Regions from separate parts of the Homo sapiens genome. Here region 1 is linked to region 2. Evidence: chromatin loops called from intact Hi-C (ENCODE). Cell type or tissue: PC-9. All regions are shown on one strand. Each heading gives the region's core, and the rest is flanking DNA. Links, peaks and the distances in the headings are about the cores only. Region 1 holds the start of LOC107984328 (a long non-coding RNA gene). Region 2 overlaps HSD17B12 (hydroxysteroid 17-beta dehydrogenase 12).

Region 1 (15,081 bases), core at 8,396-10,895, 92 kb before region 2:
AGCTAAGTTCTTCAAAAAATTTAAAACAGAATTACCATATGACCCAGCAATTCCACTTCTGTATACATATACAAAAGAATTGAAAACAGAGTTTGCAAGAGATATTTGTACACTCATGCTCATATTAGCATTATTTACAATACCCAACAGGTAGAAACAACCCAGATGCCCACTAACATGTAAATGGATAAGCAAAATGTGGTCTATATACAATGGCATTTTATTCAGCCTTGAAAAGGAAGAAAATTCCGACACATACTTCAACATGGATGAACTCTGAAGACATGCTAAGTGAAATAATCCAGTCACAAAAGATCAAATACTGTATGATTCCACCCATATGAGGTACTAAGAGTAGTCAAATTCATAGAGATAGATAGGTTGCCAGGGGCTGGAGGGAAGGGGAAATGGGGAGTTCATGTTTGATGGGTACAGAGTTTCAGTTTTGGAAGATGAAAAAAGTTCTGGAGATGGACGGTGACAATGGTTGCACGATATGTGAATGTACTTAATGCCATTGAACTGCATATTAAAAATGATGAAAATGGTAAATTTTATGTTTATTTTACCACAATTAAAAAAGAGAGAGATGCCGATAGTCTCGGTCTCTCAAAATAAAACCCTAAGAACTTAAAAAGTATGCTTCAGCTATTTATACTGCATTTAGTTCCACTTTAGGTATCCCTACTTGAAAATTCTAGGGGATAATTTTTTAAAAATCTAGACAAGTGCATTAAGGAAAAAGAAACCACGTTTTTAATGGTGTGCTAATGTCACATTCACTTACTTAGGAATATGATTTTTTTTGTTATTGCCAAGACAGCAACAGTTGCTCTGGAAACCACACAAAAACAGGGATACTTAAGTGAAACAAACTCCACTCACCTGCACAAAGACGCCCTTGCTCCTATACTCCTCATGGAGGCACTGAGAGAAGAAATCTACAAAAGTCTGGGAGGGGAGTGGGAGTGAGAAGAAAACACACACATTACATCAATCTGCCTGATTTGTAGCCATGGAAACAAAATAATAAACTAATCATTTAATGCTATAATTTCTCATCATTTTTTTCATTTCAAACGCAGAAGAGAACTTAGAAAAACACCTGAAAACCTCAAGCTGTTTTTATCTGCCACTAAATGAAGTATTATATTACCAAATATAATATCCAGATCAAATTTTGATTTAACTGGAAAAGGCTTTTCTTATCTTTTTCTCCCCTCAGAAAATTACTTTCCAAGAAAAAATATTTTTCTCTTATATAACAAAAGACTCATTTCATCTCTCCACTTGCCACTCAAATAGAAACACAAGATGAAGTCCATTCAACTCTGTTCTATGGGGATTTTGTTGTTGCTAAAAAGAACAGAACAAGCATCCTCTTGGTGCTTTGGGATGACAAGATCCAAGAAGTATAGAGGTGAATGTGACAGCCCATCTTCTTCTGATAATACAACCTTAAATCTATTTGTAAAATACAATGTGCCATTTTTCAAATGTGGACGCAACCTCAGACTAGAAATGCAAAGAATCAAGTGACTTTTCAAGGGTCCTAATTAGTCATAGTTTTGTAGCCATGGAGTAGAACAGATAAGTTGAAGTTCACGAATCCCTTCAAGAAACATGGCATTCATTTTAAATTTGCCTACAGTATGTTCCCAGATACAGAAAGTAGATTGTAGGGGCTGGGAGGTGGTACCAAGCTTTTCAAAAGACAGTGGTGACTGTTTTTTCACATGAAAAAGAAGTCGGAGTTTTGCTCTTTTCCTTCCCTGAAATGTTTCAAGTTCTTACTGTACATATTTTTGTTTATTTTTCCCTAAAAGCCTGCTTAATTTCAACATCTAAGTGATCATTTTCCCTTCAGAGATGTATTCAATGCCTCAACAATGTATCTGAAGATGACGCCATTGACCTGCAGGCAGTAGGAGACTCATTCTAAATTACTTTCCTATCAGTAATGTGAAGAGGTTAATGGTGATATTGTATGAAATTATGACATTGTCCAGAGAGTTCTGGAAAATTCTTGTCTCACCCCAAAAGTGACAAAGAATATCTATGAATCCTGGACAACATGGCAAAATACACTCTCGCCCAGTCTATCTTGTGCCTGCTATGTACATTTACACATTGACTAGATGCATTTCTTCTATGCTGTGTGAAGTGGACTCATTCATGTATCAAATCTCCAATCTTAGACTCATTAACATCATGTTCTAATTAACTAAGCTATCTGCCTAGGTCACCTGTCTATGGAAGGCACAAGTATCACTTTCAAAATCAGTAGAGTGCTGGGGGGAGAAAAACAGCATCTGTGAATCTGATATCCTGGTGTCCCATTTGTAAGTTTACATTAAGTTTATTGTAAGTATATAGTATGTCTCCAACTCTGGTTCTTTTGAAACTCAAGTAGGGTATTTTCCTTTTCTTCTCAGTCTACTGGAAAACTGCCAAGAACAGAACTTCAGGAAAGTTAAATCTACGTTAATTTCTCAGACTAAAAATTACCCCTTATTACTATATTGACATGATTTAAGAAAATATTTTTTACCTTGGTTGCAGAATAGATGGTCAAGAGTGGGACAGGGAGCATGCCACTGCCAGATGAAATGTTCAGAATAGCCCCTTTGGATCTAAAAAGGAAAATGTACCGTGTAAAAGGAGTGAAGCCACAGTATGCAGTTGTTTGTGAATTACAGATTGAGATATATAATTATTCGAAACAGAATAATGTAGCTGTTTTTCTACCACATATCTCTCCCTGCCTTTCATCAGTATGTGCTATGCTTGGTCAGTAAATGAGACATAATTCAATCAACTAAAAATAGCTCTTCTTCACGATTAGCTCATTTCCCAGTCTTAGTAACCCAGGGCATAACCAGATCAGATCTCCAGTCTCCTCGAGTTGATCTCTACCCTCTGAGGTCTTCTCTAGCCACAGTGCTGAGAATTTTTACTTACAGATCTTTTATATTCCCTGCATACACCTTTATTTTAACATATCGTCACATACTACTTTACTGTAGGATTTAATCATTCTATGTATATAAACATTCTCTCCTCCCCCCAACAAAACCATAAGCTTCTGGATATAATAGCCCACTTTCCCTCAAAATATTCCACACGGTACTGAGCACATAACCAACAGGTACTTAATAAAACTTTCTGGCAATGAGTGAATGGCTATGTCCTTTCCTTGGGTTGTAGATTCTACTTCTACTGTCTACTTCTACTTTCCCTGGGTTGTAGATACTTGGGCACCAACAAAGAGTTGACTCTAAAATTATGTGACTCTAGTTCATCAAACTGTGTCTTTTGCCAAAAGGCAAAGCTCAACTGTTACTGTAACTTTTAGAGACTACTGAAAGTTTAAAATCAAAGTTACCAGGAATTTCTAATTCTACAAAAAAGTGAAAATTAGCTTGAGAAAAGCAATGCTATAAAGATACCAGTTGTTAAAAAGTATGTATAGGTTAGGTAAAGTGTAGAATTATGGTTTAGGAGTGTCACAGCTACCATATCTTCCCCTCAAATCCATTCTTCTCAGAGGATTCCCCTTTTTCAGCCACTGCAACCTGATCCCACCCACCTCCTATCTCCCATACTAGGTTCCTTTCCTTAACCCACTTTCTCATTGTTCTTTGTCTGAATTTACTTCCCAACACCTATTTTTTTAGCTTAAAAAAGGGACTATAAAGACCCCCTTTATGCAAAATAATAAAGGATACATGATTAAATGGCATTTAAGTTATTTTAGGCATAAATCTGAAATGAAATAATCCCCAAAAGTCACCCGCTCCATCTGCCAGCCTCTAGGTGAGATGCCACTTCAACCATCAAAGGGAAGTGGGAGTCCTCAGCTTAGTCTGTGTCACTGGAAAGAAGTTGTTGTTGTTGTTTAACAGAAGTCCTTATTAGTATTATGTGCCTTCCTAAACTGTGAAACCCATTAAGATTTTGATGATAAAAATTACATTTCAAATTTAAAAATATTAGGAGGGTTTTGAATAAAGTTGGAAATAAGTAGTCAATGGGTTAATTATATCATTCTGGTATTTTTTGTCTGTGTCTTCCTCAGAAGCAGAAAAGTCTTTTCTTTTTAAATTTTAAGGTAAGAATTTGTATCAGGAGTTAGAACCCAACAATTCGAACATAAAAACTGGTAAATTAGCAATGAATATCTAGTCCTTTCATTTTATCTATATTTCTGAGAAATTCCTTTGATGAAAATAGAAAAACCACTTTTGTTACAGGAGATTTTTAATTTAGTATTAATTTGTAATATTTAAAATATCTTTATCTTTTTTGGGGTATTGATAATGTTCAAAAATTAGACTGTGGTGATAGTTGCACAGCTCTGTGAATACCCTAAAAACCATTAAAGTGTATACTTTAATGGGTAGATTGTTCAGTATGTGAAATTTATCTCAACAAATCTATGAAAAGAGAGAGAAAAATATTTATGACATATTGGAATGTATCACCTTTAAACTGGGAGCAGATCCCAATCAAGTGAAAACTAAGAGAGCTATTGTATCGTATGCAACACAATATGCTTTCTAAGAAGTAACCCTCAATCTTGACAAGTCAACCCTTCTCCTGCATCCTAAGCATCCTTGTAGGTATGGGTAGTGTTTTATTTTAACCTTTTCTCACATAACTGGGAACAGCTATGTCCAAACTCATTCACAGCAAGTGAAGACACAACTAGTTTGAAGTAGATGCAGAAAAATGAGGCTTTCCACTGAAGCTGCAGCCTATCACTGCTTGGCCTAACAGCTGGATTAAATGCTCCATTATACTCAAGTTAGCTGGGGTTGTTATATGTGCCCTTGAACAGAAACCTTACATTTTAAATTTCATTTCTCGCTAACAAAATGCAATTTAAAAATCTGTAAAAGGTAAAATTTAACATTATCAAGTGCACTTTAAAAATTAAATCTTGACCTGATCAAAACAGACCCTTAAAACTTCACTCACCAAAGCAATGATCTAAGTACAGGAAAAGTCATTTAAAGATAATAAAAGTTCCTTTCCCATATTAAAATACAATACAGATCAATTATCCAATGTCACATTCATGCAGTCATCCTCCCTTACTTGTTTGCTCCTTAAGGCAACTAAGATTTTGTTTCTCAAGTATTCTAATCCTATTGAAAACTTCTAGGAGGTGGAGTTGCTTTGAATTAGTGAAAAGTCAGAGTTTGAGGGTACTTCATACAAAATACAGTATTTGCATGCTAAAACACATGAAAACAAATCTAAGACTAATAAATGATAAAGCAAGAATGCACTCGACCTAAGTAAATAAAAGAGTAGCATTTAAAATTGTACCAAAGTGACAGTAGAGAAAATAGCCCTTCTACAAATCTCTGTCCTACCATTAAGCTCACATATTTGTCTAACAAAAACCTTCCTCCCACACCCACACACACAACAGTGTAAAACTCTCTCGCTCTTTCTTTCCAAAGGCAATAATATTCAACTTAGTTCTGTCTGAATCACAGCTAATATACTGGTGTAGCCTGCCTCAATCTTTGTACTGTATACAGTATCTGTTCTCTATGTAGAAACGGGGCTGAGCATTTGGGACTGCAAGGCACAAAAGACTCGCCCTTTAAATCAACCGTGTTGTCTAGCTCTAATCCTCCATCTAAGCAGAATTAGTGACGTCAAACCAGTTTCCATGGCACAGCCAGACTCATGACAACTCTGTTATATCAAGCAGAAGGACAAAATGGGCTGCGCTTAATTGCACACAGAAACAAACATGAAACTAAACCCTGGTTAATCTCTCATTTTCTGGGGACTCGGGAACAATTCTAAGATTGGAAGGTACATTAAGAATTTTTGCTGAAGTTCTATAATGAAGACTCATGTTGCTCATACTTCAGCGCATTTTCTAGTTTGTTATGACAAATATCCAAATAAACAAGTCAAGCAATGTTTTCTGTAATGCAACATTCTTAATTCATTATACTGCTTACTTGCTAACAGCCACACAATGCTGTCTCAGTGGTACAAATTACTGAGGATCTACTAGAACTAAAATGTTGCGAAAAAACCCAAAGCAGAAAACACCAATTGCTGACAGGAAAGTACCTTTTCATATAAACATATTCTCTTTAATTACTAGTCCTCCCACAAGCCAGACATTAAATTCGCCCAACTCTATAAAACTCAGTCCCTCACACTTACAGCTTCCTATAGATATGCTCTCTCATGGAATTCCCTCAGACCTGTGAAATTCCCAATAAGACTCCCTTAATTGTCACCTGGATTAAAAAAAAATTGCCAAGCCTTTATTTTATAAGTGCTTTAATATTCTATCAGACTGTTGTGGTATCCTTGTCCACACCTCTATAAAAATTCTACTGTCATAGAGGACGTAATAGGTCTCCTTTGAAGTAAGTCACTGTTTTCTACCTTCCTTAGAAACCTCATCACTGTCCCACAGTGCAGGTGGGAAGAGAGACCTGCTGCTATGAGGAACCGGAACTGCAGGGTTAATCCTAGTGGGGACTGCTAACTGCATACAGAATTTGATTGTAGCCAAGGAAGAATGTACAAAAAAAAAAAAATTCCATCCCAATTCTTCACATTTCCACTTCATATCAAGGAGTACAAAAGCAGGCTCTTGAGGGGGAGGGTTGTCATTATATATATATATTAAAGCTTAAATATAATACTGAAATTGGCACAGACAGTTCTGTAACAGATGCTCACGAAGACTGAGAAACCTATAAAAATAGAGATCTATGTCAAAAAGAATCTTAGAACATAGGGGTCAGGTGTATAATTAGAACCAGCAATCCAAATACTTACATTGTACAAATATTGCTTTGTGGAAGAAAGTTTGCAAACATTCAGCACATGAAAGAGAATTACTTGCCCTAAAACACCATAACATGTCATAATTCCACCTTAAGCAATACAGTTATGAAAGGGGCTATTTTTAGCTTTCCCATGGTTGTTATGGCAACCACCTCCTGGCTCCAGCTGTACACAATGTTTATAATTCCAGGGAAGTGAAAAGAGCAACTTTCCTCTATAATGTAATTATGTACTTTCTACATCTATGGTAACAATACCTTAGTTTGATTATAGGTATTTGTTTAGCGATAGTCAGTTGGCCCTAGGCTATAGTTCTAGAGGGTTTGGAAAATCTCCCACATCAGAGGTGGAAGCAGTGGAAGGAAAACAACAACAAAGGATCATGATAAAGGACTCTGCTGTTACTCAATGGAGATACTAATGCTATGGAAACCAGCCATAGGAAATAAGCCATTTGGGGATGGTGTAAAGAGCAGGCTATAATGAAACCACTTATAATATGTAAGGTAAGAATGCTTTCAATATGATCTGCTAACTTGGAATTTTTCTCTCCTCTTTGGGCATACAGCTAATATTTCTGGCCTTCTGTGCAGTAGTTGTAGCCTGTGACTGAGTTCTGCACAATGAAATGTGGGCAGAAGTGAAACTTCCCTTAAAACCATCTTTACTCTCTTGTCTTTCATCTGTCAGCTGGATGCAGAGAACTCCAAGACCCTAGAAAATGATGACGCCCCTAGATGGAAGGAGCCTCAGATCCTGAATGACGGGTAGAGAGGGGAGGGAAAAGTAAACCTTTATGTGTTAAGCCACTGAGATTTGGGAGTGGCATGTTTCAGCAGGTAGCTTACCTTGACTGACACATCTAGTAACTAAGTTCTTTAATTCAAGTAGACATAGACGTTCCTTTTCCTAACCAAAAGTATTGATTCATAACATCCACATATATTTCTCACTAGCTCTTAAGACGTATCAAAATGGTAATGTGGTGTCAGGTTCAGTCATAGCTTCTGAAAACTTCCCACCATTTCTCAACCTCAGTTTAAAATCAACTTGATCTTTCCTTTTTTTTTTTTTTTTTTTTTTGAGACAGGGTCTCGCTCTGTTGCCCAGGCTGGAGTGCAGTGGCACTATCTTGGCTCACTGCGACCAATGCCTCCCAGGGTTCAAGTGATTCTTGTGCCTAAGCCACCTGAGTAGCTGGGATTATAGCTGTGTGCCACCACGCCCAGCTAATGTTTTTGTACTTTTAGTAGAGATGAGGTCTTGCCATGTTGACCAGGCTGGTCTTGAATTCCTGGCCTCAAGTGATTCACCCACCTCAGCCTCCCAAAGTGCTGGGATTATAGGCGTGAACCACTGCGCCCAGCTTCAACTTGATTTCTTAAAAGGCAAGGATCCAACTCATCCTTGAGACGCTTGACTAAATGAATGCCTATTGAATGGATGGACTCTCCTTTTTTGCATTGCCTTTATGTAATGCTCCAGCTGTGATCATGGCTGTCAGGTCTACAGAGATAGCAGTGAAGTTCCCAGCTTCTTGGTTTTGTATTATTTACTAACTGTATAGCTTCATAGCACTCCATCTCTTTGGGCCTCTATTTTTTCATCTGTCAAAGGAGGGAAGTTACTGTCAATTAATTTAATGCACTGGATTTCTGTGACTCTTTGACTCTAAGACTTTATGCTGTAAAATGATTTTGCAACCATTATCTCTTTTGATATGGTTTTCATCAACATAATTAAAAATTCCTTTTACAATACCTCTGTGGTTTATAAGTGTTTCTTTTTTAATGGATAGATTTACTATTCTGAACCAATACCATGTTACCTGCAGATGTCAAAACTAGGATTAAGGTGATGGCCCAAATTTAATCCCTCCTGGGTTCTACTTTGCCCCAACTCTACCATCTTCTAGGGTTCTGGTCTGGTCTAACCACTGCCATTTATATATCTGACCATCAGGGGTCCACTCCCACTGGCACCTAACAATAGGCAGTTTGAAGATTTTAAAGGGAAGTGTTACTAAAATAAAACAATTAAAATACACAAAATAGTGTATATAAAATGGGATTACAAGGAGCTTTGCTGAGAAACTGTTTCTTAACTAGTCCCTGTAGATGCTCAACAAATGGATTCCTAACCTCAGTTTCCTCATCTGTACAATGGTGGGAGGCTATCAAAGTTAAATGAGTTAACACTTACTAAGTTCCTGGCACTTACTATATACTCAATAAACATAAGCTGTAATCCCTGCCTGGAGTAGGTCATAGAGGTTTCCTAACAGAAGTAGGGTCCTTGGGTCTTCCCTTTTCAAAGCTGTGATTCCTCTGGGTCTCTTCCAAACTCATAGTTATTTTGCAGAAAAAAAGATGACTACGATGCCCTAAATTCAGCAAATGATCGAGCTAGCTCAGGATGCAAGCCCAAATCTTTTTAGCAGCTTTTCTTTGAAGGCCTAGACATCATTCAGATTTTTCCAAGGAAGAAACAGCTTAATTACAATTCTACACTTCATGCTATTTCAGATAACAGAAATCTACAACATATTTCTCAATCAAAATGAAGACATTCGGCATGTACTAGCAGAACCAATTCAAACTGGAACAAAGATGGGGCGAGTGGACATTGCCTTTTCCTCCAAGGGTTGGTTTGACATCTTATAATCACTTTATATAACAGCCATTCTCCCAGTAAAAAGTGAAAAACCAGAGGAAGAGGTCTTGCTTCATCCAACTCCACTGATTTTGGCTTTGAGAGAATACAGCTTTAAGAAGGTATTCCCGGGAATATCCCAGGAACTCTATCCGCCCCCTCAGAATAGTAGGCAATTGAGTTAGTGATGGTGACTCAGGCAGGCTTTTTCATCCTGATCTAAAGGAACCACTACAACCCTAGAGAGAGAAATAAAAAGGGAATCGAGTGGAAAAGGCCTCCACCACCGATGACTCATGCTCTACTGTGACTCGCCTGGTACATCACTCTGTGGCTAAGACATGGAGGCTTGGTTCATTAGTCACTTCAGTGATTTTTTCAAAGCAAGGATTCTCCCTCTAAATAATCATGAGCTCTGCTTCCACAGTGTTTGTATGTGAGCTTGTGACTCACCTTTCCACCATGCCAGGCAGTACCAATTGTGTCATCTGCAAGAGAGAAAGCAAAACATTCATGATGGCCAAGGATGCAGGCAACAGAAAAAGAGTGAAGAAAACTCACCCACACTAAAAAGAAGGGAATCATGAAACCATTCACCACTTCTACAGACAGCAGGTTATTTTCTGTACACTGTAGAATGTGACTGTGTCAAGAGGGCATAAAAAGGAACCAGCTGAAATTACTGGAGAGAACACAGGGAATACTTTAATGAACCTGGCTAAAATTAGTCTTGCCTGAAATGTAATACTGGCACAGAGTTCTTCAAACAATGAAGGATTTACAGTGAAAATCTACATTTCCCAAAATGCATTCTCAGAAAAGAATATATGTTATCAGAAGAAATATCCTGCCTACCAAGATGACTTAAGCTTTCTAACCTCAAGAGCTCACATAAACTTTTCCAGCCAAAAAAAGTCTTTAAAAGAATACGATAAAGTGGTAGGTTGGCAAAGAGTAAGTGTAACTTCACATTCATTTCTCTTGTTGGTCTAGTTAGCTGTAAGTAAAACTCATCCTTAAAGAGAGTTAAGATGTGATCTCTAGTAACCAACATGAAAAGGTGACATCTGCATTTTTTAAGGACTCCATAATTGTTGACTAAATACATATAATGAGAGGGGCTATTTTTAAACTCTGTTTTGATATATTATTAACCAAGAAAAGTTCAGAAGTCCAATGGTTTAGTCAAAATCACCTCACAGTTAAATACCGAGGCTGTAACGTGAATTTCTGACTCCTGGATATCATCAATTCTCTAAGAAACAGATGCTGTTTTGTAATAATAAGGTTTCAATGCATGCTAAGCATAGAAATTTTGTTGTTTCTATCTTGAATAATACTTCATATTAATTAAAGTAGACAGCATTCTGATGAGAAGGGAATTTTGTTTTCCTAGAAATATTCTGAAGAAATAAAATGCCAGCCAGATTTAACAAGGTAAATTCTGCTATGTGAACATCCAATCCAGATGTATTATGAACAGCTTTGTATGGTAGTACAGATGTACATCAGGCATATTAACAGTGGTGGGTATTTTATTGTAAAGGATAGATTATACAAAACCCTAACAGTATTTGAAAACTTTTTTTTTTTTATTTAGCACATTTCATCAGGGACCATAATGCTTAGCTAAAGTATTATAAAGAGTTCCCCCAGCATTTTGTGAAGGGAAGCTATAATTCAGTTCTCCAAAGTTCTGAGATCACCAGAAACAGAATAAGGAAGGAGACTGGTAATAAAAATGTCTTTACCCAGGTGTATGTGTGTCTGTGTGTGTGCGTGCGCATTTGTATTAAGGAAATGAGATCTGTTAACTATAAAGCAGCTAAGTGGAGTCCAGAAGGGGTAGCCACTGCCTGTTTGGCTCTCTTAAACAGTCCCTCTTCTATTTCCAGTTGGAATATTGGGGGCAGGGAGATGGGGGAATATCAGGAGCTATTTTTTCCCTTATACCATATGCATGTCATGTATATATTAAATGTCTGCTTTCTGAATGGCAAAAATTATCTAGAAAATCATGAGACAAAACAAAACCCCATAACATAAAACCATACTTACAAAATTATATCATGGCATGCTAAACATTAAATGTTTCCTTCATCAAGAGGCCTTTTATGTAGGGACATGTTCAAAATATATTCTTTATATATATGAATTAAAACTCAAGAAGTTTTAATAACTTGACATAAACACTGATTTCAATGCCTGGCTATTAAAGGCCAGAAATATTTGCTGAATGCTCAACGACTAGAGGATTCATCAGCAAAGACACAAGTTCTCCCCTGCAAAAGTTAATTTCTTTCTCATAGCTCATGAGCTCCTCCTTTTACATTCTGACTCTAAATTCTCTGTCCTTGTCATAAAATGTAACATCTTTTTTTAATCTGTCAAATAATAACAATGAAAAGCCTGAGAAAACTTAACCTGAAATCTGCATGCTTTTATCAAATTGATTAATGCCTTCATCTATAATGAAATTATCTTTCCTTCTAATCAGATTATAAGTCACAATAAATTGAATTTCAAGCCTTCTTTATATGAGTATGTATATACAAATCGTTAATATTCTACGCATTAGTTAAGAGGCTTCGTTATATTCAGATCAAATTAAATTTTCTTTAACACCAAATTTTTATAGGATTTTTAGCTAAGTTATTAGTAGAGTTATCTGTAAGCATCAGCTGGTATCTTGATATTTGGTTATTTATATGAATATACCAGGCATTTCTGTGAATTGTCACTATCTATCTGAACTCCATTTCACAGCTCACAGGCTGTTTCTGGAGTTAACTCAATGCTAATATTAGGCCATCTGCAGGTGATAATTGCTGCACCAGAAAAATTTTTGTTCCTCTTAACACACTTCTAAAAAAAGGTTACCATAACTTGCAAGTTCAGTGGTTAAGAATATTAGACAAGTAGTAGTAAACATGATTTCCAGACCCATTTTCTTCCCCATTGGGACTGTTTCCAAAAGTGTATAGCGAACAATTTTAATTCTTTCCTAAGAAGTAGACAAAAGTGGCCGGGCGCGGTGGCTCACGCCTGTAATCCCAGCACTTTGGGAGGCCGAGGCGGCGGATCACGAGGTCAGGAGATCGAGACCATCCCGGCTAAAACGGTGAAACCTCGTCTCTACTAAAAATACAAAAAATTAGCCGGGCGTAGTGGCGGGCGCCTGTAGTCCCAGCTACTTGGGAGGCTGAGGCAGGAGAATGGCGTGAACCCGGGAGGCAGAGCTTGCAGTGAGCCGAGATCCCGCCACTGCACTCCAGCCTGGGCGACAGAGCGAGACTCCGTCTCAAAAAAAAAAAAAAAAAAAGAAGTAGACAAAAGTTTCTACAATTGTGCTTCTACAACAGTGAGAGTGTGAAATCCTTGTCCTTGCAGGGAAAGTGTTTCCTCTTTATATACATATATATTTTCAGTGACAGTATCATTAATCCTCACCACAAGAAAATCCTAGATGCCTAGAATCTAAAGGGGATAGTTTAATATATATGTTATATCACACTTAAGGTATTGTTATCACTTTATATGCAAGCTAGCCAAAAAGTATACAAATATATGAGGAAAAATGAATGTCTTGATGACAGCTAAATTTAGAATTTGATTCAATGTCAAGAGTAAAATATTTACTAGTATTTACTGGTATAGCAATGTATATTCTGGCTGGGAAATAAATAAGAGGCTTATTTCGCTTATACAAAATCAAAATCAGTACTATTAGATTAAGATTATTTAGATGATTAGATTATTCAGCAAAAATGCATTGGCTGGCCTAGAAAATCCTTGAAAATGTTATATTAAAATGTAACCATCTGCAGTTACGACTAAAAGTGACTTAATTTCTTCTTAGTGTTTGTATATATTTCTCATACTTTTGGCAACAATCTTGCATTGTTTTTACAATTAGAAAAGCCTCCACAATCTTATTTCTAAAAGAAACCTAATATGAATAAAACTTTTTCTGTTTTACTCCTGTAGCGTCAGTAATCAACAGTTTGTAGAAGGAACTTTATTTTATACCCAGGAGCCAATGTAGATTTTCCCACTCATTAATTTAGTATGAAAAATGATACAATATAAGCAAATTATTCTCATATCATGTAATCTTTGGCATTTGGTCATTTTTTAGAGAGAACAGTACAAAGAAAACATGATTGCATAATGTTCAAAAAGACAATCAAAAGCTCAAATTAAAAGATTACATTAAAATTCAAGATGCTTTAATCACCTGTATTATCATAATACACATGGAGAGAATAAAGTATAACAACTCACCCTAGAATCCAGGCAAAGCCCCTGGAATCCAGGATATTCATACCCAGAATTAGGATACCACAAATAGCCACTTTGTCCACATCTGCCCTCCCTCTACCCCAAAGAAACCTGCTTACCATAAATAGGATCTGAATCCAAGTAACTAAAAACGTACCCACACAATTTGGAAGTAAACAATTTCTTAGATGCAAATACCTTAAACAAGTTTTCAACTGTAATCATTAACAATAATTTTTCAAAATCACAGTGTAACAGTGAAAATAATTACAGAAAGTGACAACAGTGTTACACAATGCCTGGTTTGGAGAAATTAGATGGTAACTCCATTGAAAATCATGCTACAATGACACAGCACACATTTCCTTTGGCAAACTGTGTAATTTGAGCACCGCGGTAAAAAAGAACACAACTTAATTAGAAATTCTTAGAATCTCACCTGTATAGCTAATAGAATATTTATTGCACAGTGGGTGGAAAGCTTAATTAGACAAAGTTTCTAAGAGTGCTTTGAGATCTCCAAGTATTATTTGATTTCCCTTTTTATTAATGTTAAGTTTTTGTGAAAGTTAAGAGCCCTGCCTTGCCATTTTCCCAGCTCCATATTACTTAACCTTAAATTCAATCCTATATCATTCAAAATAAAATTTTTCCTTTTGTAATAAATTTGGTTTGATCTACATTAATTTATCAAAAGAAAAAGAACTTTTCAGAACAAAGAGCTCCATGCCAATTAATAATGATTCCAAAGCCATAATTCATAAACTCTAAACAAAATTTTAAAAAAGAATGCATATACCAGCCGGGCACAGTGGCTCATGCCTGTAATCCCAGCTCTTTGGGAGGTCGAGGCGGGCAGATCACGAGGTCAGGAGATCGAGACCATCCTGGCTAACACGGTGAAACTCCGTCTCTACTAAAAATACAAAAAAATTAGCCGGGCGTGGTGGTGGGCGCCTGTAGTTCCAGCTACTCGGGAGGCTGAGGCAGGAGAATGGCGTGAACCCGGGAGGCGGAGCTTGCAGTGAGCGGAGATCACGCCACTGCACTCCAGCCTTGGCGACAGAGTGAGACTCCGTCTCAAAAAAAAAAAAAAAAAAAGAAAAAAAAAGACTGCATATACAATCATACACAGTTTTTATAAGTTTCACATACTATAGTATGCTAAGAGTTTCCAATACCTAAATTTTTCCAAAATAAGCTAACTTCTCAAAAGTGACAGGTTTGGGGAGGAGAAAATAATTTCTAAAGTTGTCAGAGATTTTTCATTTTCACTCGTATATAAGGCATTTATCCTATAACCTAGCTTCATTT
Region 2 (15,081 bases), core at 10,923-13,422:
AAGGAAAGATCTTGAAAATCACCTACCTCTTCTGCATATGATTTTCCAATTCCATCAGTACTACCTGTGACAACTGGGAAAGGGAAAAAAGCAATAGTTTAGTCTAAGAATTACATTGAGGAATTGGTCATAGTTAGGACCCACCAATTACATACAAAAGGACCAGTGTGACACTTTGATGTAAAAGACAGAACAATACCAGCGGTTCAAATCTAAGGTTGAATACACACCGCAATAGCTAAAATTTTAAAAAGACTTCAAAACCAAGTGTTAAAAAGAATGTGGAGCAACTAGACTCTCACACATTGCTGGTGGCACTGTAAATTGGTACAATTATTTTGGAAAATACTATTTGCCAATATGTTCAGAACTAAAAATATGCCTACCTTAACCCACCAATTCTCAAGAGACAGAAATGCATTAATGTCTACCCCAAAGAATGTTCACAGTAGCTTAGTTGATGCATAGTAGGTAAATACAACTAAATATTAATCGACAGAAGAATAAGTAAATTGAGATATAGACAAACAATGGAATACTAAACAGCAATAAAAGAGAAAACAAAAGAAGCAAAACTAAACAGCAATAAAAAAGAAAATAAAAAAAGAACTACTGATATATGCAAAACATGAATGAATCTCTAAGACATTACAAAAAGTCTGACATAAAAATGTAAGTTTAAGAAAAGGTAAAACTAATCTATGGTGACAGAAGTCAGAATACTGGTTATCTCTGGATAGTGGAGTAGATAACAGGGAAGGGCAATACGGGAATCTTCCAGGATACAGGAAATATTCTGTATCTTTTCAGGGTGGCAGTTACTACTGTGTGTGTGTAGATTCACTGAGCTGTACACTTAAGTACATACTTACTGTATATATCTTCATAAGCTACTTTTTAAAACAAAGGGTAGTAAAAGTAAATAGAAAATGGTCTTAATTATTCTATGAGAAACCATATTTGCCTTACAACCTCAAAAACTTTATGTAGCAGAAACATTGAAATTTATATAGGGCAGGCTATACCATGATATCTTATCTCTGGAATACTAGAATCATGTTACAAGTTCAAAGCACAGATGTCTGCTTCAAAAAGGGATGCCTCCCCAAATTCTCTAAATACGAGTTTTTCCAAAACATTTACAGACTTTGAAAAACAAGTTATGGTGTAAAGTAGGATTTTCTTGTATTCACTTCTTTCCAATTATACAAGATGGTCCCTAATTTTACTATTCAGAAATATGGTAAACACATTCATAGTCTCCCTAGCCATATCTCTCATAATCTTGTAGACTTTCATCATGTTCTTGCTTAGCTGATATCTTTCCAGAATTAAAAAAAAAAAAGAAAAAAAAAGTTGAAATATCCAGAGAACAGTATAACAAACCCCTAGGTACCCATAGCTCAGCTTCACCAATCAACAACTTGAGGTTAACCTTGCTTCATCTAATATTCCCTCCTGCTTCCTCTCACACTGGATTATTTTGAAGTAAAAACATTATTTCACTTCATTCATAACTATTACAGTATGTTTCTGCTATGAAAAATAGCCACAATACCATTATCTCATTCCTAAAATTATAAATAACAATTCCTTGACATCCAATATGTAATCACTATAAATTCTGCCAAATGTTTCAAAAGACTTTTAACAATTGTTCCAATCAGGATTCAAAATGTTCCATAATAAAATTTGTTAATATGTCAATTAACCATGTCTATAACCCCTCTCCCCTTTCTTCCCTTCACCCTCTCAATTTATTGGTTTAAGATATTAGGTCATAGGTTTGTGCTTTCTCAGCCTGTCCTTGATACCATTTAACATGTTCCTCTGTCCCATGGTGGTTGGATATAGATATTGATCAAATTCAGGTTTGATTTTTTTGGTAGGAGTACTTCATAAGGGATAATGCATTTTTACATCAGGAAGCATATGTCTGGTTATCTTTTGTTTTGTTATATTAGCAGCCACTGCTGGTCACCACTGAGATCCATTATTTCATTAGGGGTTGCAAAATGGTCATATTAGAGTTCAATCATTCATCTTCATCTATTAGCTGGAATATTTCCAGAGACAAATTATTCCTCATTAGTTAGTTACCATGATATATAGATTGCATAAGAACACAAGATAAATGTTTGAATTTTTTTTTGCCTTTATTTATCAGTTTTCAAAATAAACTGGTACTCTGGCATCTTCCAAAGGTAACCCATGTGTTTTTGTCACTATTGTCCTGTTTATAGGAAACATTAGTAACTAACAGATTTAAATGTTTGTGGGAGAACCTAATTACAGAAAACTGAGCATCTTATAAAATCTCCTCCAACCTCATGATCAATTCATAACTTTTGTTTTTGTTTTTTTAATTTCAACTTTTATTTTAGATATAGAGGGTACATGTGGAGGTTTGTTACATGGGAATATTGCTTGATGCTGAGGTTGTGGGTATATATCCCACCACACAGGTAGTGAGGATAGTACCTGATAGGTAGTTTTTCAACTCACCCCCTTTCCCTCCACCCTCTAGTAGACCACAGTGTCTACTGTTTGCATATTTATTTCCACGTGTGCTCAGTGTTTAGCTCCCACTTATAAGTAAGAACATGCAGTATTTGGTCTTCTGTTCCTGTGTTAATTTGCTTAAGATTATGGCCTCTAATTTCATCTATGTTGCTGCAAAGGACATGATTTTATTCTTTTTCATGGCTGTGTAGTATTCCATGGTGTATATGCACCACATTTTCTTTACCCAATCTACCATTGATGGGCACCTGGACTAATTCCATGTCTTTGGTATTGTGACTAGAGTAGCAATGAACATAATTTTCTGTAACTTTTCATCTCCCGACTGTTTTTAGAGGCACAGGAATCCAAATTTTATACTGTATTCTTGTTATTGATTCACTAACATTTCATAAGTGATGGATACACATATTCTAATTGTTTCCACTTTTCTCCTCTTCCTTTTCTCTGTGATAAACTTTTCTCCCCTCTCCAAGACCCCAGAACTGTTGGGGACCAGCCTCAACACCACCCGCAGGGTACTCAAAATCCAGTGGCAATGAAGGAATGAGACAGGTTAAGAATGCATAAAGAGTGGGGGCCAGAGAGCCAATTGCAAAATGGAGGCTGCAAAAGGCTCAGAGCTCTGGTCTCCACACTTTTTATTGAGTACAGTCACTTAGATCTAAGAAGCAGACGTTCAGGGCAAAATGGTGAATGGAAGGCAGTCCGTCATGCACATAATCTATAGCAGTGGCGGTTTAAGTGAATCTCCTTTGTGTTCAAACAGCATATCTTTAACTTATCGAAGAGTAGCTGGTGGGAGTAGGCTTAACTAGGAGCCTGCATATCTGTCCACATTCCAACGCTTCAAAGGAGTGTCTTTCTCCTTGAACACAGTGTTTACAGATAAGAGAGCAGCTCTCACTCTGAGCATGGGAACATGATGGCAATTAGGAGGCTTTCCTCCTCAGAGGCCTCTTGTGGCTTTCCAGAACTTATTGTCCCCTATTTTTATGGGCAGTTTATGCAGGCACCCCACAAGCCCTGTTTCCAACACAGAACCTCACCTCCTACCCTCTTCCATCAAAGCCTTATTGAAGATCCACCAACTTCACTGTTCTAGATCACTTTACGTGAAAGAAAACTTCCTCTTTCTAAACTCCCACAACACTTGGCACATCTTTAAGTCTATGGCACTTTACCACTCTATTTTGAATTGTATTTCCTTACATCTACATGTCTTAATTCTTCTGTAAGATTCTAGTCTCCTTGCTAGGCAACATGCACAAGGTAGGTGTTCAGTAGACATTTGGTAAGTGTTTAAATGATGATCGGCATTTAGTTGGTCTAAAAAGTTGCAAAACACGCAAGACTTGGACAGTTTTCCTGACAACCTGGTTTCTCAAAAGTCTTTATTTACAAGTACAGTATCTTACACTTTCCTACACTAACACCTATTAGCCACTGACCTATTTACAAATCCTGTTGGTAACTAGATTATTCTGCATTAAGCCTACAACTGTGGAGCAAGCAAACCACATACAGTCAGCAGCTGCATAACAATGTTTTGGTCAACAAAGGACCACATATACAGCTCTGGTCCCCTAAGATTACAATGGAGCTGGAAAATTCCTATCATCTAGTGACACTGTAGCTGTCATAATGTCATAACGTAATGCATTAATCACGTGTTTGTGGTCATGCTGGTGTAACAAACCTACAACTATGCCAGTAATAGAAAAGTAGAACACATACAATTATATATAACATATAGTGCTCGATAATGATAATAAACAACTATGCTACTGAGTTATGTATTTACTATAATACTATACTTTTTCACATTAGAGTATACTCCTTCTGCTTTACAGGAAAAAAGTTAGCTGTAAAACAGCCTCAGGCAGGTCCTTCAGGAGATACTCCAGAAGAAAGCACTGTTATCATAGGAGATGGCAGCTCTATGTGTGTGATTGAGTCTGAAGACCTTCCAATGGGACAAAATGTGGAGGTAAAAGACACTGATATTGAGGATCCTGACCTGGTGTAGGCCCAGGCCAGTGTGTATGTTTTATATCTCTGTTTTTAACAAAAAAAAGCTTAAAAAGTAAAAAATAAAATTTCAAAAATTAAAAATGGAATAAGGATATAAAGAAGATATTTTTGTACAGTATACAATGTGTTTCTTTTTTAAGCTAAGTGTTATTACAGAAGTCCAAAAGATAAGCAAGATAAATTTATAAAGTAAAAGGGTTACAGTAAGCTAGTTATTAAAGAAAAAATTTTTAAATAAATTCAGTATAGCCCAAGTATTAAACGTTTATAAAGTCTACAGTAATATCCTAGGCCTTCACATTCACTCACCACTCACTCACTCACTTACCCAGAAAAACTCCAGTCCTGCAGGTTCCATTCACAGTAAGCGTCCTAGACAGATGTGCCATTTTTAATCTTTTGTTTGTTTATTTTTAAGAGTCAGGGTCTTGCTCTGTCACCCAGGCTAGAGTGCAATGGTGTGATCATAGCTCACTACAGCCTCTCACTCTTGGGCTCAAGTGATCCTCTTGTCTTAGCCCCCCGTGTAGCTACAGGCACATGCTACCATACCTGACCAACCTTTTTTTTTCCTGTAGAGACCAGGTCTTGCTATGTTGAACTCATAACCTCAAGCAATGCTCCCACCTCGGCCTTCCAAAAGCTGGGATTACAGGCATAAGACACCATCCTTGGCCCTTTTTAATCTTTTGTACCATATTTTTACTGTACTTTTTCTATGTTTGGATATATTTAGATACACAAATACCACTGTGTTACAACTGCCTATAGTATTCAGTATAGTAACATGCTATTATATACAGGTTTGTAGCCTAGGAGCTTTAGGCCATACCATATAACCTAGGTATGAACAGTAGGTTAAACCATCTAGATTTGTAGAAGTACAGGCTGTTGATGTTTGTACAACAACAAATGTGTTGTCTAGCAACACATTTCTCAGAATGTATCCCCACCATTAAATGACATATGACTATATATATGATTACAGCAATGAATTGATGGCAGTATCACTAGATTTCTCAGATTAAGGGCTCAGAAATCTCTTAATGAAAATATGCTGAAGAATGAAACTACATAAAGTCACTCAGTACTGTGCATCTAAACATTTGACTGGAATCTCTTTCAAAAGAATACAGATAACTGTTGCATGTGCGTATCCATGTTTAAAATTGCCAACTTTGGGCTGATCTAAAAACCAGCATACCATAAAACTAAAAACAGTCTTAGAAAGGCCAGAATATGCCAGGTCTAGAGATTCTGAAATCTGCCTCATGTATATTGTCTTCCTTTTCCTGATTCTCCAGTTGTTGGAGTTTGTAATGGATACTGTTAGTGCACCAGCCAGATCCTCCCTTCCGGCAAAGAGGTACTCAATCAATCCTTTCTTGCCAGGAGTGTTACCTGCTGCCAGCTCAGGACTGAGTCTCTCCCAGTAACTGCTCTCAGCCAAAGGCGGGCTGCCTTGCTCCCCTGGGCAGTACATGTCTAATGGCGAGGCCACACTCAGGGACAAAGGTTGGGCTCCCTTACCTCATTTAGGCATCTCTCTAGAGCCATCCTATGTTCAGGGCCAATGGTATCAGCTACAACCTTTGCTATACCTGCATCATAGTTCAATTTCTCCCTCTGCTCAATTCTGCTTCTTTTGCTTCCTCACAGGTGTTATTCCTGAGAACATTCCTGAATACACCTCACATACACATGAACCAATATTGATACAATTAATGAAAGTCCATATCTTATTCAGATTTCCTTACTTGTTACTGAATGTCCTTTTTCTGATCTAGGATCCCATCCAGGATATCCAGGATATACCACATTTAGTCATCATGTCTCCTTATATGACAGTTTAAAAGACAACATTTTTTAAATTGTGTATATCTTTTTGTAAAAAGTCTATTTTCTAACCACACATATAATAGCTTAACTGGGTATAGAATTCTAAGTAGGAAATCATTTTTAACAAAAAAATTTTAGACAACTCTCCGTTGTCTTCTAACGCAAGTATCATTTTAAAATGTTTCACCATTCTTACTTCCCACCATTTCTATGTAACCTGCTTTTTTTTTTATCATTGGGGCTTTTACAATTATCACTTAGTCTGTAGAACTCCATCATGAAAATGCACCCAAATGAGTGGGTGTTTTTCCACTCACTGGTGCTAGGCATTGGTGGGTCTTAAAATTCATGATCTTCAGTTCTGAAAAGTTTCTTATGTTAATTGTTTAATAATATCTGCCTCACATTTTTCTCTTCCTAGAATCCCTATAAATTGGAATTTGGACTTAACAGTTTCTCTATTAATCTTACTTTTCTTTTTGCTCTACTTTCCTATAAATTTCTTCAACTTTATCTTCCAAACCATCTATGTACTTTTTAAATGTAGGTTGTCAATTTTGCTACTTTGAAGAATCTTCCATATTCCGACTGCCCTTTTGCACACTCTCACTCTCCTTCTCGCTTTTAACAGCATCTTGTTCTTATTATAGATCCATTATCTAATCTCTGAGGATATTAATTATAGTTTGTTTACACATTTACATTTTCTTCTACTCTTTATATTTTGTTCCTCTAAGTTCCTTCTTGATTGTTTTGGTCACTCTCATCTTGGCTGCATTAAAATATCGATTAGAGTTCATAGGTGAGGTGATTACACTGTGACCCTCAATACAATGCAATCAACGGGCCAATCAGCTTTGTCATTGGGGAATCCACAAAAGTCAGTATCTGTCTCTTCTGTGGGGCCCTTCAGTGTCTCTTAAAAAGCATTCCCTAATTTCCAGTCTTCTGGCTGCTGGGCAGTTATTAGTTTGCAGGTGTTTTACTCATCCTCTGTTCTCAGTCAGGTGTCTCATCTTAGGGCTTCTGCTGCTTAATTTCCCTGAGTCTCAAGCACATCTGCCCCACCCCTGTCTTTTGAGATACCTGATACTTCCAATTCCTGTGCTGTTCTGGGATCCAAGGGACAAAACTTGCTTGTTTCCCAATGGTGGCCCCACTATGAGGACTCAGGTGTCTGCTCTGGAAGTCAGTTACCACTCCACCACCTTCAATAGCTGTGACTGGGGATGAGGGATGACAGAAGTTCCCTAGTTGCATCAAAATGGAGCTTTCCATTTCTTATTCTTCCAGCCTTTAGAGAACATTTCCAAGAGATGAAAGGTCAAAAGTATTGCTACTTCATCATTTTAAAACTAGAAGCACCCAAGGTTCCTCTTAAGCATATTATACCAAAGTACACTAACTTTAGTTGAGAATGATACTAAACATACTTAGAAAGATTTATGCCCAGCAAGAACATTTTTTCCTATCTCCTGCTAGCAACTATCAAATTTAAGTGAAACTAACAGTCTTCAGAAACTATTATGTGTATGACTATCGAGAATACAATGGTCCACATTCGATATTAGATATTCTATAAATTACCCATTTCATGGTTAGGACTTTAAATATAAGCAGAAACAATATGACTTTACATTGTACAAATATTAAAAATTTAACCTCTGATATTTCAGGTAAAAATATCATTTTTCCATTTTCTCATACTTCTCAAAACCAAATCCAACACTGCCCAGTTACATGTAAGTCAAATATTACCTCACAAGTAAATATTTTTTCTGAGAAAACAGAGAAGTGTAAAAATTATTTATGGGCACAAAAAAAAAACACACACACAAAAAAACTGGAAATCCTGGGCCTCTCTTAGCCATCTCTATAGCACCACTGTAGTTCTACAATAATTAGTGTTATACACAGTGGTCAGGCAATGGGAGACCAAGTATCATTTCCCCAGCAAAGGAAATGACAAAGCCTTTAGATCTACAAGTTACATGATGGGTAATGTATTATATTTGCAATAACATACAAACATACCCAAGTTTAAGTCAATTATGAAAGAAAAAGTCCTACTCAACAAACATGGAAAAAATTCAAATTTGTTTATTTAAGACAGTGGGAATAAGGGTTGTCCTGCTTTTGGTTTTAAAGGTATTTTCATGGGGCACAGTGGCTCATCCCAATACTTTGGGAGGCTGAGGTGGGAAGAATGCTTGAGCTCAGGAGTTCAAGACCAGCCTGGGCAACATAGCGAGACCCCAATCCTACAAAAAAAAACTCAAGAAAATTAGCCAATGTGGTAGCACACACCTATAGTCCCACCTACTCGGGAAGCTGAGGCAGGAGGATCCTCTGAGCTCAGGAAGTTGAGGATGAAGTGAGTTATGATTGCGGCACTGTACTCCAACCTGGGTGACAGAGTGAGATCCTGTCTCAATTTAAAAAAAAAAATATATATATATATATATATATATATATTTCCTTTGCCTTAAAGCTATATGTCTTCCAACAGTAGTAGCAGAGATAGCAGCTGTAGTTGGATAGAAAATCCCTCAGTTGCCGGGCGCGGTGGCTCACGCCTGTAATCCCAGCACTTTGGGAGGCCGAGGCAGGCAGATCATGAGGTCAGGAGATCAAGACCATCCTGGCTAACGTGGTGAAACCCTGTCTCTACTAAAAACACAAAAAAATTAGCCAGGCGTGGTGGCAGGCGCCTGTAGTCCCAGCTGCTTGGGAGGCTGAGGCAGGAGGATGGAGTGAACCCAAGAGGGGGAGGTTGCAGTGAGCCGAGGTCGCGCCACTGCATTCCAGCCTGGGCGACAAAGCGAGACCCCGTCTCAAAAAAAAAAAAAAAAAGAAAAAGAAAAAGAAAATCCCTCAGTTAAGTTCAATAATTTTTTATTTTTATAAAATAATAGTGTGATTTTCACTATTTTAAAATTAAACTATATTGTCTGGGGAGTCAATTCTTCATCATAAATTTTAGAAAGGTAAACCAAAGTATAACATCTCAAATCAAAAGTCTATTGATAGTTGCTTCTGGGGGATTAGGGAAAGATGGGAAAGAGATTACTTTTTATCATTATTTTAACTCTTTGCATTTTTTAACCATGTGCATGTACTGCATTTTTTTTTAAAGTCCTTTGCTACTATGAATAGAAAAATGGTGTAAACTGAGCCAGCAAACTCATCTACTCCAATTTTCCAAAATCAGGGTAGTCTTGTTTAAATCAGTGTTTCTCAAGGTCACTTAAGTTTTCTTAAAACTGAAATTTTTTCTTAACTAAAATTTAATAGAAAACTTGATTACTTGATTACTGTTTAATTGCTTCTTATAAAGGACCATCAGTTTCAATTAACATAGACTATTAGTGTAAAAAACATATGAATGTCAAAATTTAAAAATATTAATCAATGTGGTACCTAAGATAATCTCTTGGTTGATCTTTGGAAAACACTGATCTAAACACTCCCACCCTTATAATACCAATTTTCAATGAAAACCAAATAAAACAAAGACCAGCTTCCAAGTCATCCAAATCAGAAGTACTGCTTGTTTTTTGTGGTTTCTTAAAATGAAAAAAACGAAGCATTCACAGCAACACTGAAATGATAAGATACAATGTGCAAAAACTACCCTGGGGAGGCCATCCTTCATGTGTTAAATGCACATCTGGGCCAGAGCCTGCTGGTTGCCTTCCTTAATACCCATTCTTCCCTTCTTCCTTTGCAGGAGAATACTGATTTTTAACCCAGCATATTGTGGCCTGGAATAAGGACTTATATTCCAACCTCCCTACCAGCTAGCAGTGGCCATATGATTAATTTCAGGGAACAACATGAAGCAAGGTTGTGAAGGACTTTGAAAAAGGCTGCTTAATGGAAGCTGACTTGGCAGAGACAGGCCCCTTTTGCCCTTCATCTAGTCAATTCTAAAGTGATGGCTGTAGCTGCAGTAGTCTCTTGAACCATGAAGTAATCTTAGGGTTGAAGCCATGGGCTAAGATAATGGAACAGTATCATAGGAATCAAGGTCCCTGATAACACCACTGAATTACCACGCCATTTTAAAATCCCAATCATTTCTTCTTTTACTGTTTATCATAAGGAATCAAACATATACAAAAGTTCTAGTCTTTAAAGTGGGTGAAAAATAAACTTGTCTTATTAAAGCAACTATGATAGGCCCGGAAAAGTAAGCGTAAACGGTCAATAAAATAAATTATGAAAACAAAATAATATTCACATCATTATAAGAATATTTGCTCAAGGTATGTCACTGATATCATCCAGGTAATTCTCACAACTACTACCCCAATCTACGCTATCATCCCAAACACAAGGACTTGTACGAGGAATCTTTCATCCCTCCTCACTCAATTCATGCTATACACAGTTAAAAATTATCTTTCTCAAACACCATTTTTTCTCTGCCAAGAAGTTACATTTCCCTTTTGCCAACTATATAAAAACTGAAACACAAATTCATTCACTTCTTCCCATTGCTACCACCTAGAGCTACCATCATTCATCTCCCACAAGAACTACTGTTAACAGCCTTCTAACGCATTCGCCTGGTCCCGTTCTTACTCCTCTCCAATTCAATCTCTACATTGTAGCCAAAACAATCACTCCAAAGTGCAAATCTGAACTTCACTTCCCTGCCTAAAACCTGTCACTGGCTTCTCACTCCCCTCATTCTTTACAAGGTCTTCCATGAGCTGACCTTACTCCTACCACTTTCCTCCTTCCACTCAAGCATGCCCCAGTTGTGCTGAAATTTTTACAGTTCCTCCAAGGTAACATGCTTTCTCTTCGAAAATGTTCTCTACACCTCCAACGTACACTCTGCTATGGTTTTAATGTGTCCCTTCCAAGAGTCAGGTGTTAAACTTAATGGCCAATGTGACAGTAGTAAGAAGTGGAGACATTAAGAGGTGATTAGGCCATGAAGTCTCCTCCCTCATGAGTGGAATTAAGGCCCTTATAAAAGAATCTTCATGAAGTGTTCCTTCAGCCAACTTTCTGCCTTCTGCTCTGTGAGGACACAGCATTCGAAGGATGCAGCAACAGGGTGCCATCCTGGAAACACACAGTATCCCTTTCCAGACAACTGAACTTACCAGCACCTTGATCTTGGACTTCCTGGCATGCAAAACTGTGAGAAAATACATTTCTGTTCTTTATGTATTTTATTATAGCAGCACAAATGAACTAAGACACACTTCTAGCTGTGTTTCCCTCCCATCCTTGAGGTTTTTCAGTTAAACCGTCTCATCTCCCATTAAGCCTTCCTTGACCTGTAGACTAACTTAGAACCTCATACAGAATTCTCTGCCCCATAGTACTCCGAACTCCCCCTTTGTGAAAGCTGATCATGCCAGTTGGGTCACTCTTGTCACACCCGACTGAAACAGAGACAAGAAGCCAGGGGGAAAAGCCCTTAGGGTACAAAACATTGCTCCAAGAATGTAATTCTCTGCAAGCTTGACTGCTGAAACTGCTCGTTGTAACCTGACACCAGTTTTATCTATGTTTGCTGCAACTCTGGAACTAATTTTGTCCACAGCAGTTGCTCACCAATCAGGACTTGCCAGTTCCCCAAACCCTTACCCAAAGCCAGTGAACTTTCTCAAAGAGCAATAGGTAACATTTCTTCTTTTTATAAAACCTCTAGTTTTTTTCTTTTTGTTTTGGAGAGTGCTTTCGGTTCATGCTGGAGACTCTCTGTTTTGCAAACTGATATTGCCAATAAAACTCTCTTTCCTACTATCTAGCCATGCTGGTCGTCCTTTGGACAATATCATCATGACATTCATCACACAGGATTCTGTAAGAGCAGGGTCTGTCTGGATCATCACAGTCTAACTGCTAGCACAGAACCTGGCAAAAAGCAGGTGATTAATGAGGTTTTACTGTATGAATGGATGAGTGAATGAATGGAGATTATAAAAGGAAAACTAACCTTTTATGACCCTACCCACTGCTTTTTCCACACCTTATTTAGAAATAATTACACAACCCCTACACTCTTCAGCCTCCTCTCAACGTCAAGAATCATCTAAAAGTGAGATTTTCAAGAACTTTAACAGAGAGAAGTTTAACTTTATGATAAACCTGTAGATTTGCACTTTCAAAGAATTCTGAGGCTGTCCTTGAAAGGTGATGATTTCCGGGGAACAACACACACTGGGACCTGTTGGAGGGGGTGGGGGTTGGGGGAGGGAAAGTATCAGGAAGAATAGCTAATGGACTCTGGGCTTAATACCTAGGTGATGAGATGACCTGTGCAGCAAACCACCATAGCACATGTTTACCTCTGTAACAAACCTGCACATCCTGCACATGGACCCCTGAACTTAAAAGTCAAAGAAAAAAAAGAGACAAGTGATGATTTTCAGTGCTAGAGAGAACTACTTCACTCATAATGTGCCAGTGAAACATGCTAAAACATGTTTTACCAAAACATGCTTTACCAAACATGCTAAATTACCAAAGTAGTGAGAGTTCACTATTTTTTTTTTTTTTTTTTTTGGGACAGAGTCTGGCTCTGTCGCCCAGGCAATCTCCGCTCACTGCAAGCTCCGCCTGCCGGGTTCACATCATTCTCCTGCCTCAGCCTCCCGAGTAGCTGGGACTACAGGCGCCCGCCACCATGCCTGGCTAATTTTTTGTATTTTTAGTAGAGATGAGGTTTCACCGTGTTAGCCAGGATGGTCTCGATCTCCTGACCTCGTGATCCACCTGCCTCGGCCTCCCAAAGTGCTGGGATTACAGGCGTGAGCCACTGCGCCTGGCCGGACAGTTCACTATTCTTGTCTCTAAGATTTGCTTCTTCATTTAACACTGGTGTCCTCAGATTCCACTTTGCTATGAAATACGTGGATAAGTTAGGGTAGCTTTTAACAATACACAGAAAAAAGCTATATGGTATCACCCAGAACCCTGTGGGTTGGGACAGTACAGATGATGGTCATGGGTGGCACTATAAGGTAGAGGAAGAAAAGAAGGAAAGTGGAAAAAGGAAGATTTTTTAAAAAGGCTTATGTCTTCATACACAAATATAACACTAGAACCCAAATTTACAAGCCTTTGAGAAGATGGAAACTGACAACTATAAAGAATAGCCCAACTTGGCATCCAGAAGTGTCTAGCTTGCTACAGATTATATAAAATACTGGCAACTGACCAGGGCTCCACTTCCAGATTTTATACAGTCAACAAAAATACTTTAGTTTGTGTAGGTTAAAAATATTCTACTCTTTTTGTCCTCAACTTGCTAGGAACAGATATTTTTAGTAAGAACCCAATCAACCTTATCAAAATCAAACATCAAAAATAGACTAGAGCAACACTGGAAGCAAACTCACTATTTTTAGCTCTTCTGTCTATTCCCTGCCACTACCCACAAAATTCTGACTGTAAAGTCCATGCCTAAGAGCTTAGTTATTCCAAACAGGTTCCTTCTTGTGACTCTTTTTTCCCCCCGAACACCTGAATGCAGAAAACACTCGATTGATTAAAGATTAATACTGCCGCAAACCATGACAGCTGCCTTTCCTCTGAGGGCTTTGGGAGGAGGGTGGTAGGAATAGAAAATGATAGAGAGCTTGCATCAGTATTCCTCTTGGGAATCTATTACATGGAAAGAAAATTGCTATTTCAATTCCCTTTTGTTGCTAAAAATAGCAGTCTCAACTGATTCAGGCAAACAGTGTAGGGGCTTAGCAGTGCTGAATTTAGAAACCACAGAAGTCCCTGAGAGCAAATGCTAACGTAGTCTTAACACACGCCAGCTCATATTTAACAAAGAACAAAGAAGAGAAGCATGCAGGGTGCAAGTTAATAAAACAGCAGCAACTTCCTCCATTTTTATTAAAGACAAACAGTGAAAGTGATGCAATATAAGACCACTCTAACTTGTTCTCCTAATCATATTATAAAAATAATTTTACAGAAAAATATTAGTTTATGCATACACCCAGATATTGTGGGCATTTTCCACAATCCCATGGTATGAGGAAGCACACATCTTTCTTCAAGAACAGTAGATTATTATAGAAAGAAAATGCCCAGTTTACAAATGTCCTGTCCCAATACAGAGTCCCCTTTTTCCCACTCAGTCCTTTCAGGTTCCCCACTGAGCAGCCCTCTCTTCGACTCTTTACTCCCCTTCTTTTGACCCAACCAGACACTGCAGACTGTTCTACTTGTCACTTAAAAAACTGGCAAACCCAAACAACAACAATAACAAAAATTCAAAGCATCTATAGGTCCAGAACAGAAAAACGAAAACAAAAAAAAAACTGTGAAAAGCAGATTTGCTTAAAGGCAGTTACTCCCCTGGGCCGACTTCCAGGCAAGGCCCTGCGATTCCTTCTGGTGGCACCATAACCCAAAAATGCCTTCTGCCTGATTTTTTCACTTTATTTGGTTAACTAAAAACCCTTCCAAATAATGATTCATTTTGGTTAATGCCACATCCTCTTTAAAAATGCAAACCCATGTATAAGAATTAAAAGGCTATCAATCTTTATGCCTCAGTGTGATCTGATTCAAACTACTTTGTGGCTTCCTTTGGGAATACCCAAAATGTGGGAGTAACACGGAAGGGGCCTCATGAAAATAGGAATTCTCATGCTGTTCTCGTGACAGTGAGTGGGTTATCAGGAGGTCTGATGGTTTAAA

The links. Peaks named below come from ENCODE experiments on the same cell type or tissue, not always from the same donor. Only the 100,000 strongest peaks of a DNase experiment are listed, where the experiment ranks them.
Region 1: a loop joins it to region 2, with 2.7 times the contacts of the local background. A loop is called at or near these places in 1 of 110 quality-filtered maps.

Annotation. Positions count from the first base shown.
Region 1 is chr11:43,825,869-43,840,949 of GRCh38, reverse strand. HSD17B12 (hydroxysteroid 17-beta dehydrogenase 12) reads right to left here. Exons shown (of 11, transcript NM_016142.3): 7 at 9,940-9,974; 8 at 2,552-2,633; 9 at 886-951. LOC107984328 (a long non-coding RNA gene) reads left to right here and starts at 7,002. Exons shown (of 2, transcript XR_001748197.3): 1 at 7,002-7,340; 2 at 9,360-12,017. RefSeq lists an enhancer at 9,290-10,489. In PC-9, for the core only: no CTCF peak of the experiment used is centred there; a DNase peak (open chromatin) is centred at 9,869; H3K4me3 peaks cover 476 bases; H3K27ac peaks cover 1,610 bases.
Region 2 is chr11:43,735,903-43,750,983 of GRCh38, reverse strand. HSD17B12 (hydroxysteroid 17-beta dehydrogenase 12) reads right to left here. Exons shown (of 11, transcript NM_016142.3): 2 at 27-73. Among named protein-coding and RNA genes, the nearest start is that of HSD17B12, 63 kb to the right of the region's middle. In PC-9, for the core only: no CTCF peak of the experiment used is centred there; a DNase peak (open chromatin) is centred at 11,893; H3K4me3 peaks cover 960 bases; H3K27ac peaks cover 2,500 bases.